3 separate regions of the Mus musculus genome follow, and all the other regions are linked to region 2. Evidence: chromatin loops called from intact Hi-C (ENCODE). Cell type or tissue: heart. All regions are shown on one strand. Each heading gives the region's core, and the rest is flanking DNA. Links, peaks and the distances in the headings are about the cores only.

The links. Peaks named below come from ENCODE experiments on the same cell type or tissue, not always from the same donor. Only the 100,000 strongest peaks of a DNase experiment are listed, where the experiment ranks them.
Region 1: it touches region 2 in a loop (6-fold over the local background); 26 of 42 quality-filtered maps call a loop at or near these places.
Region 3: a loop joins it to region 2, with 2.4 times the contacts of the local background. A loop is called at or near these places in 8 of 42 quality-filtered maps.

The regions. Positions count from the first base shown.
Region 1 is chr4:106,611,652-106,617,408 of GRCm38, forward strand. It overlaps Lexm (lymphocyte expansion molecule), which reads right to left and starts at 5,587. Exons shown (of 10, transcript NM_183182.3): 1 at 5,474-5,587; 2 at 4,251-4,338; 3 at 3,688-3,852; 4 at 3,384-3,506; 5 at 1,717-1,851; 6 at 1,458-1,601. The coding sequence starts at 5,568. In heart, for the core only: a CTCF peak has its summit at 2,701 (motif pointing right); a DNase peak (open chromatin) is centred at 2,790; H3K27ac peaks cover 1,539 bases; H3K27me3 peaks cover 1,848 bases.
Region 2 is chr4:106,705,173-106,710,929 of GRCm38, forward strand. It overlaps Mroh7 (maestro heat-like repeat family member 7), which reads right to left. Exons shown (of 24, transcript NM_001126487.1): 6 at 4,786-4,865; 7 at 4,415-4,544; 8 at 3,299-3,394; 9 at 2,579-2,683; 10 at 2,287-2,422. Among named protein-coding and RNA genes, the nearest start is that of Mroh7, 20 kb to the right of the region's middle. In heart, for the core only: a CTCF peak has its summit at 3,467 (motif pointing left); a DNase peak (open chromatin) is centred at 3,479; H3K4me3 peaks cover 399 bases; H3K27ac peaks cover 891 bases; H3K27me3 peaks cover 1,124 bases.
Region 3 is chr4:106,469,749-106,475,505 of GRCm38, forward strand. It overlaps Gm30487 (a long non-coding RNA gene), which reads left to right. Exons shown (of 4, transcript XR_376500.3): 2 at 569-645; 3 at 1,239-1,330; 4 at 4,599-5,757. Among named protein-coding and RNA genes, the nearest start is that of Gm30487, 8.2 kb to the left of the region's middle. In heart, for the core only: CTCF peaks have their summits at 2,745 (motif pointing right) and 4,629 (motif pointing right); a DNase peak (open chromatin) is centred at 1,383; H3K27me3 peaks cover 161 bases.

The sequences.
Region 1 (5,757 bases), core at 1,185-5,184, 93 kb before region 2:
ACCAGGGATCGCAGGTTCACTGTACCAGGGATCGCAGGTTCACTAACCCTCACAGAAAACCAAGTGATGCTGATGGGACTCCTTGATTAACAGAGGCTCTGCTCTGACCTGGGACATTGACAGTAGGGGGAGGGAGGCAGGTAAAGACCACTAAACACCTGAGTGTTAGCCCTAGGCCCTGCCTAGTGGGAGCAGAGTGCTGACTCCTGCAAGCTGTCTTCTATCCTCCACAAACACACAAACACATGAAACAATCCCGCACACCCATATAAGGGAACAAATGTACATTTCAAAAGATTTATAGTGAGGAGAGTCTGTATGTGGTGTCAGATGCAGAAACTCCATATTTGTCTCTCAACTTTTCTGTGAACCTAAAATTGCTCTTAAAAAAATAAATAGGGCTGGAGAGATGGCTCCGCGGTTAAGAGCACTCACTGCTCTTCTGAAGGTCGTGAGTTCAATTCCCAGCAATCACATGGTGGCTCATAACCATCTGTAATGAGGTCTGACACCCTCTTCTGGGGTGTCTGAAGATAGCTACAGTGTACTTACATATAATAAATAAATCTTTTAAAATAAATAAATAAATCTATAACAAAAATGTTCAAGCAAAGAGGCTCAGCTCTGGTTGTAGTACCAACATGGGGTGAGGGAGGCGGGTCCCAAGGCCTGCTGTACTGGGCAGTGGTCTTAGTGGCAGGTAGGAGACCCTAGGATCAGTCATGTCACAGGACATAGGACAGTGACTACCAAGGAACTCCCACTACAAGGGTCTCCTACTAAAGCTGCTGTTTTTATTCCATTGATTGCACTTTTCTTTCCCTGAGACTGGAAATTCCACACGGTCTCTTTCCCTGCATCTAACCTGTGAACTGGACTAATCCCGCTCTTCAGTGACCCCAAGTTGGGGACAAGACAAATAAGTCTGGACACACACTTGGCCCCCACAGCCATAGGCATGAAGAGAGCAAAGCAGAGAAAGCCACCAAACCTGTAAGGGATTTTGATGGGGATGGGAAAGAAGTCTGGCAAGCTACATTTCTAGCCCAGTCTCCTCTCCCACCTTCCAGTTTAGGGCTCCTTTAACCCAGGCCATTAACCCAGCTGAGTCCATGAAGCCTGGGAAATGTTTACAGCCAGACACTGCGCCTGTGCCCTTGGGGTCCCCACAGGCCTGTTGGTGCATGCCAGGCCACCTGTCTATCAGTACAGTTCATGTTATTGCTGAGAGAAGTAGCCGCGGGGTCAGATGTCCAAACTGTGACTCTGACCCATCATATCTGTGTGGCCAACCTCAGGTTCTTCGCCTCACACAGGGAGCCATACCCTGCCCTGGCAGGAGCACAGAGTAGACCCCCTTCTCCGGCAGCACTTGGTACACACGGCCACATTCCTGTGGATAATCAAAAATTAGCTCACCAAGGATTAGACCTCACAGCACCCACTCAGGCACATACCTGCACAGAGTAATGTCCATAGGGCAAAGGACTGCTCCGTTCACCAGAGAAAATGTCATAGGGGCCACGATTACCAGTGGACTTTTTCACAAAGGTCTCAAGATCGCTTTTGATGGTGTAGGTACCAGGTCCCAGGCCACTGCCCTAGAGACAAAAGCGGTAATGGTGCCTGTAGGGGAGTGGCCAAGGTGGGGCTTCAGCCTCTCTACCCCGAGGTCACCCCATAGGACCATGCAAGATGAGGCTGCTGAGGGGGTACCTGATGAAACAAGGGTGGCTTGTTAGACACTCTACACATCAGGCCGTCAGAATGTGAGCGGTTCCAGGCCTTCTCCTCCAGCTGTGTGTACGGGTTCCCCTTCTCCCCATAATTTCCAGGGCCAGGATAATAATTCTGCAGGGCAGGAGACGGAAATGCAAAGACTGTCAGTCCCAGTCTTTGTTCTGGTTCATCTGAGGAAGACATGTTTGGGGTTTCAGATCTCAAGAAGGGAAACAGGGTTTCTGGAGTGAGCACCTGTTACCCACCCCACCACACAGCATCCCCGGTGAGCCCCCTCCTCTGCTCACTCCTTTATCTCCAAGTCCAGCTACACCTCTGATTCAGCACATCGACTCAGCACCTCTGACTCAGCACATCTGACTCAGCACATCTGATTCAGCACCTCTGACTCAGCACCTCATATTCAGCCTGGTCTCCCTGATCATACTTGCTTACAATGCTTTCTCCCAATGCCTTCCCTACCCTCTGGTTTGTCAACCACATCAACCACACTAAGATCCCCAGACACCATCTTCCCTGAGACCCACCTTCCTGTTCCGCAGCCTCCATAGATCTGCCCTTTACAACTACAAAGCTGATCAACTTCCTCGCTATGCTGTGAACAGGCTGGAAAGAATGAGCACCGGAATCCTAGGCTAGGAACCTGGCTCTGCTACTTCCTAGCTGGGCGAACTCAGGCCTCTGAGCTTCATGGTCCATGGGACTAACACAGCGATGGTAATACTTTCCTTCAAGGAATAGTGATAGAGTTGAATGTCTGCAAAGCCCTCTGCCCAGGGCCCGGCAGATAGTAGGTCCCATTCCACAAGTCGGGGTGAGGTGACAGGAAGTCCTGAGATCAGAAGAACTGTGGCTAGGAGCCTAAACACAAAGGTGGTCTTTGAAGTACAGTGAACAGAGCTAAGTGGTGCCGGGAGGTGAGACCTGGCTGGATTTCTGAGGCTGGTATGCCCCTTCTAGCCACATGGGGGCACTGCTGTTCCATAGGTGATGCAATCCACCCTCCTCTCTGGACCCTGCAACCAGACCCTTGGGGAGCCAGACCTGGTAGAGGGGGTGGGGCCAGTGCTACAAAAATCAGGCCACTGTGAGGATCAGCTCTGTCTGTCCCCCAAAGAAGGAGACTGGGTCTTGCTTCCGTCCATAGCTCAGAAAGCCAGTGCATGGATCAGGTATTATGAGTCCCCTGCAGATTTTGTTCCAGTGAGGCCTCCCCAGACTGCTCTCTGTAAATCACCCCACAGCACTCTCCTTCCCTGTGCCATTTACCCTCAAAACTCCATAAGAACGATATGTATTTCCTTCTTCATACTGTGGTGTGTGTCACTAAGATGCCCGCTCTGACGTTTGTCACTGCCAGACACCCCGCTCTCCCAAAGCCTAGTTCAGTACACAGCTTTCAGTTGCTGCTTAATCATTATTTCCTGGTTGCCTAGCTAAATGAATATGTTTGTTGGGTTTCTAATATACTCTAGGTTTCTCTAGGCTCAAGACACAGGAGAGCAGAAGAGCCAACAAGAAAGCCAGGAAGGTCTGGGCAAGCCTAGGGAGAAGACGGGTTCAGAGAAGGGTGCTTGTCAAACATCCAAACAGCAACAGTCTTCCCACAGAGGACGGAGGGTGGAAGAGACAAGCTCACGTACCCCAATAAAACCTCGGAAACGTGTCTCCCCAGAGCTGAGCAGCCCCCGTTTGCTCTGTGGTTTCTTCTGCAGCTCAGTTATGAAGTCTTTGATGTTGTAGGAGCCAGGGCCACGCTTGTGCACCTGCCCCAAAAGAAAAGAACGCAGGATGGAAAAGGAACCTGGGGAGGTCCAGCCAGGAAGAGCCCAAAGGGTGACGGTGTTCTCCAAGAGGAAGCTGTATCCACTAGGACTCTGGAGGGATAGCCATGTGGACAGGAAGCCTTGCTCCTAGAGGTCGGGAAGGGTATGCCCCGAAGTTCACCTGCTGCTCTTTTTCCTTCTTGATGGCCTGGTAGTGGAAGTGGGGTAGCTGGGTCAGCCGAGTGGCTTCGTGGGCCTGGGACCATCCTGAGCCCAACTTCTGTTCCAGGAACTTCTTGCTGAAGCAGGTATCCTTGGAGTTATAGGTCCCAGGTCCTATGTGGGACTAAGTTAAAGCAGGCTCTCAGCTGAGTCGGTCATAACCACCTACCCCACCCCTTTGCATGTGCAAGTCACCCCTGGCCTAGGAATTAAACTAGACAGTTCCCCAGTCTGACGACCAGGAGGAGCTCAGCACTCAAGATCGAGTCCTGACCACCTCTGTGACTGGCCTTGTTCCACTTCAGGGAAATACAGAGTAGAAACAGCTGTGGAAGAGGAAGCCTGCGGCCCTTAAACTCCTAGGGTTCTAGCATAGTCCTGAGTTTATCAAACATCTGGAGCCAAGAATGAGGCAAGCTTGGGTTGGAGCATGCGCAGGTGTATTGGGGAAGGGACGCGGTTGGAGCATGCGCGGGCGTATTGGGGGCGGGACACAGACCACGTGAAAGGAAGCAGGCTCACCAGTTCCACCGAATGATGTCTGGAGTATGGGGCCTCTGTGAAGGTGCTGAATTTCTTCTGGTTGGGATAGACAGCGGAGACATCAAACCTAAGAGAGGTATAAGTGAGGGCCCATCTGGTCCTGACTGGGGCAGCCCTGGTGGACAGGCAGTTGGTTTCCCAGGACAGGCGACTTTGGAGCTGACCCTTGAATGTCACTTTGGATCTGCTTCATCATTTTGAGAGTTCCTGAGATGCTCTGCCACCCACCCTATGCTCTGCCTCTCCCTACAGCTTCATTCTTCTTCAGAGTTCTTACCATTATCCTTCCCAGCTCAAGTAGATAGATAGATGTTATACTACAGGGTGGATACTTCATATCATCTTTCATATACGTTTAATTATCCAGACCACCTCATGATCACAGATTCTAGAACCGTGTGTGGCACATAGTAGGTCATTTATATGCAACTATATTACATAATAGAACATAAAAAGAAATATGACAGTTGAGCATAATGGTGCACACCTTTAATCCCAGCACTTGGGCGGCAGAGACAGGTGGATCTCTATGACTTTGAAGTCAGCCTGGTCTATAGAGTGAGTTCCAAGACACCCAGGGTTATGTAGAGAGACTGTCTCAAAAAGAAAGAGAGAGAGAGAGAGAGAGAGAGAGAGAGAGAGAGAGAGAGAGAGAGAGAGAGAGAGAGAGGAAAGGAAAAGAAAAGAAAAGAAAAGAAAAGAAAAGAAAAGAAAAGAAAAGAAAAGAAAAAGAAAAAAGAAATAAGACACCTGGGTTGCAAACAAAACTTTTTAGCTAAATTTCATGGGATGGGCAGACCATGTGGCCTCTATGAATATTTTACATTAGGTGGTTTGGAAATAGTTTGCAAGAACTTGCTACAAAAATGGAACAGAAAACAAACAAACTTAGAGGCTTTAATCCCAGCACAGAGAGGGCAATGATAGGCAGATCTCTGTGAGTTCTGTCCAAGCAGGGCTACATAGGAAGAGAGGAGGAGAAAAGAGGAGGAGGAGGAGGAGGAGGAGGAGGAGGAGGAGGAGGAGGAGGAGGAGGAGGAGAAAGTGAGTGGGGGAGGGGCGAGCCAGCCCTCTTCCCTTCCTTCCCGGGCTCCAGCCTTCTGGGTTAGCCTTCCTCCCGGAGGCGGAGGCAGAGGCGCTGGTGGGGCCACAGGAACTCCCTTGGATCCTGGGTGCTAGGCCAGGAAGCAGTTGGGCCCCACCTGTGGCTCTGCACCCCAAAGGGCGCCCCTTTGAACCACTTGGGGATGGTGGACATGATGTTGCGCGGGGGGGCGCCGTGGGTGCGAGGTCTCATTGAGCCTAGACTCCAGCCTGCCCCCACCCCGGCACAACACCCCCTTGACACCGCGCGCTGCCACGGCAACCCGCAACCGGGGCGTTATGATTCAGCAAGTACAGACCTGCTTCGTGACACGTGGGAGCTCTCCAGCGTGCTGGCTGCCCCCTGACGTTATCATTCACTTTATATTCCCAATGCTGCCTT
Region 2 (5,757 bases), core at 1,157-5,156:
TGTTGCTTTTGTTTGGTTTTGTTTATACACAGAGGATCACATGACCCAGGGTGGCCTCAAACTCACTGTGCAGCCGAGGATGGCTTGAACTCCTGAGCCTTCTGCCTCCACCCTCCGCACAGGCTGAGGGTGAGTGTGAGGCCTGTATATTTGTTTTTAGAGGCAGGGCCTCTTGTCCAGCACGGCCTCACACTTCCCATTCAGGGCTGGGATTGCTGGCATGTGCCATCAGGCCTGGCACTGGCAAGAGCATGTGAAAATGTCTGCCTGTCCCCTCAGAGCTTAGCATCTGACTTCCTCCGTGCTTTTCTTGTTTGTTTTTGCCTATTGTCTGTTTCTTGGCAACGAGAAGGTAAGCCGAAGGGAGGGATGCCTAATGAATCTCTTTTCAAAGCTGTGTCCCCAGATCTAGAGCAGGGCCTGGTACAGAGGAGGGCCTCTGGGGTCATCTGTGGAAGGAAATACTTTTAGGGACTATGCCCAGGGAGTCAGGCCTGGGTCCTGCCTGGACCTACACAAAGCCTGGGCCCGAGAAAGGCTCACCGAAGCAGTGCGAGCACACAGAAGCAGTGCGAGTGCACAGAGCATGCTCCGGTAGCAGGAAGGGAATTGGTGCTCTGTGAACAGGCAGAGCCAGCTCCAGTCACAGCCCTTCACTTTCCACAGATGGCCATCCCAAGCTAATGCCCTTCTCCTCCAGCGTCACTGTGGCCTGGGGCTCTCCCAAGAAGTACAAGGCACTCAGCTCAACCTGAATAGCAGCAGGACAGATCATACTCAAAAATATTAAAAATGACTCCGTGTCCGCCAAATGTGGATTCAATTAATCTGGGTGTCTCACATCTCCAGCCACCATTGGCAGCCTCGCTTTGGACTATACTCTCCCTGTCCTAGGGCTAATCAACATTATAGCCTACCGAAGCTAGAGAGATAGCTCAGTGGTTAAGAGCAGTAACTGTTCTTCCAGAGGTCCTGAGTTCAATTCCCAGCAACCACATGGTGGCTCCTAACCAAATGTAACGGGACCTCTTCTGGTGTGTCTGAAGATCGCTACAGTGTATTTATATACATTAAAAAGACCCGGGCAGTGGTGGCACACACCTTTAACCCCATAATCCCAGCATTTGGGAGGTGGAGGCAGGTGGATTTCTGAGGCCAGCCTGGTCTACTGAGGGCTACACAGAGAAACCCTGTCTCAAATATAACCCCCACCCCCCAAAAAAAGACACACTGTAGCCTACTTTTCACCCACCTGTTTAAAAGACATGCATGCCTCCAGGCCAGTGGAGAAATCTCTTAGGAAACATTGCCCCACATGCTAGCAATGAGAAAGAATAGGGACCCCAGACATATCCCAGAAAGTGGGGGGCACGAAGAGAAGAGAGTTCTATTCGACAAGCACCTATGACATGGGACCCTGAGCTGATCTCTTCCCATGAACTCGTTTGAAGAATACCATTTAATATTTCAAAAAGCACTCAACCATAATCCTGTAACAGATGAGAAAATCTAGAAAAATATACAGAAGAGGTCACTCAAGCTGGGAAAGTCGAGAGCCAAAACCAGGTGTGACATGCAGGCCACTCTGCCTTCAGAGTCAGGAGAAACTAGGAAACCAGCCAAGGTTTCCTGGTTGATATAGAATCGGGACTAAGGAGAAAGAACGGCAGGAGGTTGAAGGCAGCCTGGAAACCATCTCATGAGCTCCCTGAAACCTAACCTCAGGCTGTGCTTTCACTTACAGGCTCCAGACTCTAATGTAGGACCTGGTCTTCATTAGGTCCTATGCATATTCACTGAATAAGACCATATGCCAGCCCATGGCTAGACTCAGAAAGAACAGAGAATCCTGCCTTACCCTCATGGCATTACAGTCTAGTAGGAAAGACAGACAAAGGAAGAAGACATCAGGGCCATCATACCTAGGTGCACATGGTACATTAGAAGGAGAAATCAAGGTTGGAACAATATGGGAAAGCTTAGCCAACTGAAGGACAGCTCCTGTCGTGATAGAGTTGTTGTCTAACAGGGCAGTACATGCCTGTAGTCCCAGTACCTGAGACGCTAAGTCAGGAGGATTAAAAGTCAGGGGCCAGAGCTTAAAAACAAACAAACATGAAAAACAATGGCTAGTTTGTACCTCTGCTCCTGGTTCCATGGAGATAGGAGTTTCCCATCAGCTCCTAATCCCCATCTGACCCATTCTGCCTGCCTCCAACTGCCCAGCCGTACCACCATGCTCCCCTCCCTAGCTGTGCAGTGGCTAGGGACCTGACTTGGGCATACGTTTCTGGAGATCCAGGATGGTGTAGAGGATGGTGATGCCGTCCAGAGCCTCCCGTCCGATCTCCTCATCAGGATCCCCGATTCGAAGAAGGAGCCTCCCCAGCAGAAGACCCAGTGTTGGGAAGCCCGAGGATATCTGTGAGTGTCACAATCACAGGGAGGGAGTCTATAGCTACATAGTGCAGGGCAAGAAGACCTGCCCAGCTGCAGAAGATCAACTGAGAAGTCACCGGAATGCCCCCACCCCCGAACACCCACTAAGAATGGCAGGGTCACACCCAGGAACACTCACTAAGAATGGCAGGGTCACAAGTGTGTGGTTCAACACAGAGACGTTGCTGTTCACAGCCCGAGCCCGCTCGTGGGCCTTCCCAGAGTTCATCCAGGGCCCTAGGGGCTGTGGGGACAAGGGAGAGATTCTGCTACCATTGTCTGCCAGCCCCTGCTGTCTGTGGGTAAGTCAGTAATCTGCAAGAAGCTTCCAGAAGAAGAAAGAAGGCAATTTGCCACCGTCTTCCTTCTCTTCCTGAGGATCAATGACAGGTGGGGTTTGAGCTGAGAAGGGGACTCAGAGCAAAGGAAGGGACGGGGTCAATGAAGAGAGAAGAGACATGGATAACAATGGAGAAAGGGGTGGGGCAAGAGCAGTGGCTGTAGGGGAATTGCAGACAGTGACTCAGGAAGCTGAGATAATAGGATCAAAAGTTCAAGGCAGTGCTGGGCAATTCAGTGTGACTGTGTATACAGATAAACAAGGAAAGAGGGAACAGGACTCTGCTGTGGCTCAGAGGTAGAGGGCTTGCCTCGCAGGTACAAGGGTTTGGGTCCAACCCTCAGCGTCACCAAAACTAAATAACAGCGTAAAATACAACATGGAAGCAGGGCACTGGCTCAGGATGACGCCACTCCTTCAGAGCCCACCTCCCACTTGTATGAAGCCATTTTCCTACTTCCTTCTCCCTTTCCCTGCTTGCCCCGTGTCGTCCCCACCCCCCCACCCCCCACGCCGCACCTCCAGGATGCTCTTCAGCCCAGTAGGAGTGGGGTCTTCAATAAAGAGGGCATTCAGAAGTTTCTGCAAGGAATCCAAGGTCTGGTAGTAAAGGATCTGTGGACAGGAGGACAGAGCTGCTGGGAGCTTGTTAGACACCACCGCCCTCTGCTGGCACGACTTGTAACTACAAGGGGCTGCCAGTTCCTTCCACAGCAAGGATTCTGGCCATGACTTTGGGCCCTCTCAGGCCACCAGCTTGAGAATCCAGAACCCAGACGCTATCTTATCTGTCTGTGTGGCCTCACCCCTACCTATTATACAGCACGCCTGTCAGAGTCCCTGTCCCCCCACCCTCCAGTCTTCAGTCACATCACTTATCATCCTGGCAGTTGGCATGGGTTCTGTACAGGTTCTCTGCCACCCTCTTCCAGGAAACCACGTGCTCCATCCACCCTAGGCCATGTTCCTCATCCCATACTCTTTTTGATACCCCATGGTTTATGCTTGCAGCACTGACTACTGCGGAGATTTTTGGGTACTGGGTTCTTTGATGGCATCCATCTCCTCCACCGTCACACTACTGCGAGACTACCGTAGTGACCTGGAGAGGAACATGGCTAATACCTGCTGAGAGAAAGGGTAGCCGAACAGCTGGACCCCCCCTCTCACTCAACATCCCGCTTGACCCTAGCTCTCCTTGCATCTTATACCTTAGTATCCCCTGCTGTGGTACCTCCAGGAATGATTCTGCAGAGACTTAAAGATGCTCACCAAACCCCCTTTGAGGCTCTGTTCTCCAGGTCTCTGCCCAGTTTCCCCCAGTCTTCTTCCATAGAGCACAGTCCTCAGTACTACCCTCTTATCCTGCCCACTTCCTACGGCCTTACAGCATCTATCTATATCCCTGATACAGGACAGGGCCCTCCTAAGGAAGCCATTACTGCAACAGTTCACCCTTCTGCTGAATAGCTATCAAGTATCTGTTCAGACTGTCGCAGGTGACGTGAGGTGCTCCGGGCCACTCAGCCAAGGAGTAAGGGAGACCATCTATAGAAAGCCCCCACTCACCCCTGAACCTTGTCCCTTCTGAGGATGTCCCCAAACCTAAAGCCGAACCAGGAGGGTCCAGCTCACCTGGATGACTTCGGCCTTGGACTCGTCCTTCTCCTGCATGGCCTGCACGGAGGGCAGTGAGAACACGCTCCGCACACAGGTGTTCACCAGCTCCACCCTCTCCCGCACGCTCAGGATAGGCTTGGTGTGACTGAGAGAGACAGGATGCCAGGTGTGGAGTGAGGGGGGGGGCAGAGGATGCAGCATGGGGAAGGGGACACCTGACTTAGGGAGGGTCACCCGAGATTAGATCCACAGGAGAAGGTGGGGTGTGAGCAACGGGTGTGGAAGTATCAGGGTCCACAGGGAACTGGGCAGGGGGAGAGGGAAAGGCTCGGAGTGGACAGGGGTGTGAGAAGGGGCAGAGTGTGGAAGAGAAAGGACAGGGATACCTCAGCTGTGCCAGGATCTCCATAGCCTGCCGTCGAGCAGGACTCAAAAGGGAATCCAGCGGCTCCTCCTGAATCTGTCTCTGGATGGGGACCATAGAGCCAGTGAGAGCCAGCTTGGGGGCTGACTTCCGGGCTCTGACAGCAGGCCATGCAGGCCCTTGGCCTGGGAACACTCCCCCACTGGGCAGTTAGGAGAGCCAGCTTTCTGCCCAGATCAATGTCAAGCCCTCAGTTCAAGACCACTCTAAACAGTCTATGCCCTGATCTGCGCATTCCATATGGAGAGCACCAGGAGAATAATTCCCATGGTGCCCTTCTGGTGACAGACCACTAAACCATGGAACTGACCCAAGCAAGAAGCGCCAGGCATGGCCTTTGAAAGCTGTCCAATTAAAATTCCCAAATGTCCTAATTTTTTCACTTCATATTTAATACCTACACATAGTAGATGTTCGACTAATGCTAGTGAAAGTTAAATATATCAAAGGACGGGACTTTCGCCATTTTTTGTGTATCATATATGGGCAGATGTGTATGCAAGATGTGTGTGTGTGTGTGTGTGTGTGTGTGTGTGTGTGTGTGTGTGTGTTCATGTGCACATGCAGGGGCCAGAGGTATTATTCAGGAGCTATGAACCTTGGTTTTTGAGGCAAGGGCTCTTGCTAGGATCCAAAGCTGGTCAGTTGGTCTAGTCTGATTGGCCAGAAAGCCTGTATCTGTGTCCTCAACACTGGGATTATGAATGTCACCACGAGTGGTTTTTATGTGTGTTCTGGGGCTCAAACTCAGGAAGTCTTTCTTGTGAGGCAAACGCTGCTGGTTGAGTTAGCTCTGTAACTCCTTTCCCTCTCTTTAAGGATCATAAAACTGACTACAACTATGTAAGCCTCCATGGCTATTGGGGCCCAGTCTCCTCCTAATGAGTAACTAAGAGGAGACTGTTTTAGGGAACCCTCTGAAGTTGCCCATCAA
Region 3 (5,757 bases), core at 1,185-5,184, 240 kb before region 2:
ACTTCTCTGTCCACAAAGGAGGCCGTTCCTCCACAACGTCATTATCCTCACCTCAAAACCAGAGTGATGAAGGGAGCAACACTGGGCACCTTGCTGGGCGCAGAGAGAGAGAGAGAGAAAGAGAGAGAGAGACTCACTCACTCACTCACTCACTCACACAAATAATAAAGAGAATACTTTTAAAATGAAGATTCATTACCCACAGGCAGGTGTTATTTTAAAGCAATTTTCTCCTCAGAGGAAGCATGCATACTTTCCACAGGGAGCCTATATATGCCTATATATGCCTACAGAAAAGTACCTTGGGAGTGGGCATATTTCTGAGCATGCGTAGTTCAAGAAGGAAATATGGGGCATGGCATAATGGCATACACCTGTGGCATTGGAGAGACTGGGGTAAGAGGGAGGCTTTTATATACTAAGTGTGTTTTCTCCCTTCATAGCAGGTAAAGTGCTGGAGAGATGATATTTAGTAAGAAATCCCCTTCTGGTTTGTATCTAGTTCAGGCTCTCCATCTTATTGCATTAGTAGCTCTGATCACTAACAAGCTGTGCCTTTACTTCTTAGGAGTTTATTCCATGAAAGAAGTATGCAAGGGGACAAAAGGTACTGGTGGCACGAAGATTGTCCTAGTGAAAAATCACGTGAGTCCCAGCAGGGATCCGAGGGTGTCCTCCATCCACGGCCGAGGATGGGCAAGGGTGGAGACGGAGTTACTAGTCCCTGTGGTTAAAGGCACTCTTGAGTTCCTAGCCTGACTCCTATAAGGACAGCCAGGGCAGGACACCAGCATGGGCTGGGTTCCAGTGCGGGTGGCACATGGCGGCGATGGGAGGAGGTGTGTGGTGGACCTGAAGGCTCATCTCTCCAAGGAGAGCAGAGAGCGGTGACAAGTTAGAACCCATAATCTCTCCAATGAGAGATTCCACGGTGACTTTCCAATGACCCTTTCCGCAAGAACTCACTTCCAAGGTTTCATTCGTCCCAACAGCACCACCCAAGGGACCAAGCTGCCAATCATAATGGACTCTGGAGTGACATTCAAGTGATATGTCAACCACGGCACAAAATTATATGTGATGTTTGCCTCTGAGTGTGTAGAACACAGTCCAAGATAGAAACCCCAAAGTGGGTTAGAGGGCTCTTGCTGCCTGTGTCGTTTAAGTCTGTTTGTTTGCGGTTGTGAGATAGACCCGGCACGGTCCACCTCACCTTTGTCCCTGTGTCACCTTTCCAGGCTCCACAGAGCACGCTAGGCTGACACTATTGCCTTTCCTTCAGAGATGAGGAATTTGAAGGCTCCACACCATCCTACAGCCTTGAGTCTGGGTGAGCCTGACTCCTTTCCAGCTGTTTCCTTTCCAGCTGTTTCCTTTCCAGCTGTTTCCTTTCCAGCTGTTTCCTTTCCAGCTGTTTCCTAAGGTCCAGAGAAAGCAGGATCAGGAGAATACAGGCTGAGTCTAGTGTGGCCCAACTGTCAGAGGCCAGGGCGCCCCTCCAGCTGGTGGGGTTTGGGGAGCAGGTGAAAGGAGCTGCAGTTTTCTGCCAAAATGAACCTCCTCCCAGTTCTAACAAGGGATGTGTCTGCTACAGACAAATATAAATGGCTGCCTGCAAATCAGTCAGGTAGTGTCTCTGTCTTCCCCAGAAACTGAATTTGGTGGGAGCAGGAGCTCTGTCTGAGGGGTTCTCAGCACCTGAGCCTGACATGTCTCTTTAACCACTGATTTAATTAATTACCAAGTACACATTGCGTCTGAATGCTGTTCAAGGTGCTGGGTTAGAGCAATGAACAGGGACCTTCAAGCAACCTCTGGCCTACACACACACACACACACACACACACACTCACACATATACACACACACTCACACATACACACACACACTCACTCTCACACACACATTCACACATACACACACACACACTCACACATACACACACACACTCACTCACACACACATTCACACATACACACACACACACACTCACACATATACTCACACACACACACACACACACACACTGCAGACCCTACTACAGGAGAGTGGAACACACTCAGAACAAGAAAGTCAGGTGCCTAGTGTGTGAGGTGATAACAAGGCTGGAGTGTTTGGGAGGAGTGGAAGGACTTGAAAGGACAGTGAGGGAAGCACCCTGGAGGGGCTGGGCCCTGGCCACAGTGTGGGGAGCTCGGCCTCCAGATGAGGAGGTGGGCCCATGGGAGTGATCCCATGGGATCCCAGTGTATGAAGATGTAGTATGTTAGGAGAGCCTGCACCCTCAGGGTCTCAGGTGGAGACGTGAAGAGAACTGTGAGTGGAGAATAAGTCATCTGACCTACTATTGCAGTATTGCTGCTAATTAGGGAGGTACTATGAACATGGATGTCCTTTGAAAGCCAACAACTTCCAAAGAGAAAGAGAGGGGGAGGCGAGAGGGGTGAGAGAGGGGAGAGAGAGAGAGCACAACACACTATGGGAGGCTACATGGCTAGAAAGATGGTATCTTTGCTTCCAGAGCTGGAGACAGGAGTTCACTGGAGAAACCCAGGCTCTGTTTACACTTTTTGATATCTTGAGCCATTCACTCTCAGACAGGAAAATGCTGAGCTGAGAGCATTAGTGGCACTCAAAGATGGGCCCCAGAGTTCACCCAGGGGAACAAATACAGCTCTGGGACAAATACAGCTTGCAGGCCAAGAACCATTGTAGCAGAAATGCTACCATAACTATGACCAGAAGATGGCGTCTGGCAACCAAGTTCAGCCCAGGAACATCACTGACTAGGCCTCTAGGAAAGGTTTCTTCCTGCAGGGGAGGCAAGGCTGGACAGAGCAGAATCAGCTGGGTAGGCTCTATTGCACTGAGTGACTGCATCGAAATATCATGCAGATTTCAAAATAGCCACGAAGAGACATCTGGCTACTCTCACCACACAGAAGTGACTCATGCTTAAAGCCATCAATATAGTAATCACTCAAATGTGATCATTACACAAATGCATCTAAACATCACACTTGTAATGTGGTAACTACATTTTAAAAATAGTTTTTAAATGTACCCAAAAATAGACAGTGAGGGAAGGGTGTACGGGTCTAAAGAAGCTTTCTTTTCTCACAGGACGGGAGAGAGAGACATGCTGGGTTGTTGGGGAAGTGCTGGCAGTGCAGGTGAGAGGGGGTATTTCATAGGGAGAAAAGATGCTCTCAGAGCCACTGTGGAGGGCACAGGGACCTCTTTCACAAAACAGAAGGTGCAGAAAGGTGCCTGCAGTCTGCAGATGCTGGGGGCAGGGGGTGGAGATTCTGTTCACACCATACATCTTTTCTCACCCACTGAACAGCAAGGCATCCGCTGCTGGGGAGGAGGGGAGGGAGTCGTGGAAGCCTGAGAAAACAGCAAGACCAGCCCTGGGTGAGACAGTGCTGTCTGGGGTCACAGGCTCTCTCTCTCCGAGACCCTGTGACCTCATGTGTGTAAGTGATAAGAATAGACCTGGCTTCTGAATTCTCTAAGAACGGTGCTGGAATTCACATGCTCAGACCATAACCTGCAAAGTGTAACAGGCTCTTGTTGTTTTGAGGCAGTTTCTCCTTCTGTAGCCCAGCCAGGCCTTGAACTCACAGCAATCCTCTTCCCTCAGTCCCTCAGCGTCTGGGGACATAGGCACCAACTATAGTATCCAGCTGTAAATTCGTTATTAGTTTTACAAATGACCAATCATCTTGGTCATTTTTTTTAAAAGACTTATTTATTTATTTTATGTATGTGAGTACACTGCCGCTGTCTTCAGACACACCAGAAGAGGGCATCACATCCCATTACAGATTGCAGTGAGCCACCATGTGGGTACTGGGAATTGGACCTCTGGAAGAGCAGTCAGTGCTCTTAACTGCTGAGCCATCTCTCCAGCCCCCCCCCCCCCCAAGCTGTAAGTTTTTTAATTAAAATAAACAGCAGGATCTGGTGGCATACACCTACAATTCAAATACTTGGGAGACAGAGGCAAGGATGTGACTGCAAGTTCCAGGCCAGGGACCTGAGGCTGTGGGTAGGGGAGGTTCCAGGAGTGGACTGCTGAGATTAACCTAGAGAAGGTGTGGAAGGGGGTGGATGGAGTGAAGAGGATGTCTGCGATGACTGACAGCTGAGGGAGCTGCTGGGAAGGAGGGTGTAGCCAGATGAGAGCCTGGTGAGAGTTTTAAAAGAGACACAGGTACCATAGGACAAGGTCAAGAGTTCAATGGAGGGAGGAGAGACTATGTGAGTGGCCAGAAGGCCTCTGACATAGAGGTCTTCATGCCGCACGGGTAGCATGGAGGCGGGTTATGGTGACCCACTGTGGGTTTGTCCGGGGGTAGAGAACAACAGGAGAAGAGGTGGTCCTAAGGAGCAGCTTCGTGCCTCTGGGAAAGGCGGGGGAAGAGTAAGTAGGATGCGGGCTATATGGAAGACAAGGCATCCTAGAGAAAGGAGGGAGGGAGTGTGGAGAGACCACAGAGGACAAGGCTGGGCGTGGGCTAGGATGTCTTGGGTATGATGAAGCTGGGAGGAAGGTAGGAAGAGAAAGACCAAACTTTCCCCACCTCTCACAGGAAGCGCTGGAGGTCTAGGAGCAGTGACTACAATGGACCAGCAGAGGGCACCAGTACAACAAGTGAGAAATCTCAGCCTGACGACAGATGGGGCAGAACCCAATGCAGCAAACACCTGCTCTAGAGAGAGATGAGCTGGATGCCGATCTGTCTCCACATTCCATGATGACCGCCCAAGCACTGCACGTGGGAGCAGGCTCTGTGGTCCAGTTGTCATGGCTGCCACATGCTAAGTGTGGTGTGTGCTCAGCCCAGGTGTCTTTAATGTCTCTTGGGGTCAAGACAAGGCATGGTCTTTCCTGAGAGTATAGAGAATCTGGAAGGCTAGGAACAGAAGAAGGTCTTGACTGTAGCCCTGTGCCTCTAGTATAGGCACCAGGTCACAGCTGTAGACAAGACAGTAGGAGCCCAGTGTTCTATGGTGATCGGTGTTCCCAAGAAGGACACAATGGATATGTGTGTGTCAGGAAGACAGTGGGAGAGACACACTTCTAAGTTGGTACACTGTGAGGCCCCTCAGCTCCCCCTACAGCACACCCACGCCTGCTTGGCCACAAGCTGTGACCAGGACTCCTCCGTAGGCTGTGCGTCTCCCCATGCTCCAGGATGCCCGCAGCCGAGCACAGGATGTGTGGCAGCCTGTGAGAAGGTCAGCTTCCTCTAATATCATGGGGACCTGCAAATGCCCAAAATGTCTACAACACTGCTCTTCCTCCTGCACCCCATTCCCAGTGGTCTTCCCTCTAACAACAGCACAGATCTTTCCGGACTCTGCCAGGCACGCCACTTCAGGCAGCGTTCCTGACCTCACCTTACCTCCCTGACTCCTCTCTGCCAAGGCCGTATACACATCACTGTGTGCCCATCTCTCCCTGTGTGGATCTGGACAAAGTGCTTCCAGAGCCCAGCCACCACTCAGGAGCGGCTCTCTGCTGGGTGTGGTGGAACCAGTGCAGAGGCAGAGGACAGCAAACGCACAGGCCTGAAGGGGCAGTGACAGTGGCCATAGTGGGAAGTGAAGGGTGGTGAAGGAACCTTGCAGGGGAAGAACAGGCAAGGGACGTTGCAGGTGAGGCTGTACAGCATTGCCATGGCACCCATTTGCCCACTCCCAGTCTATTCCATCAATAAGTGGCGGCCATAACTCCGACCTCACCAA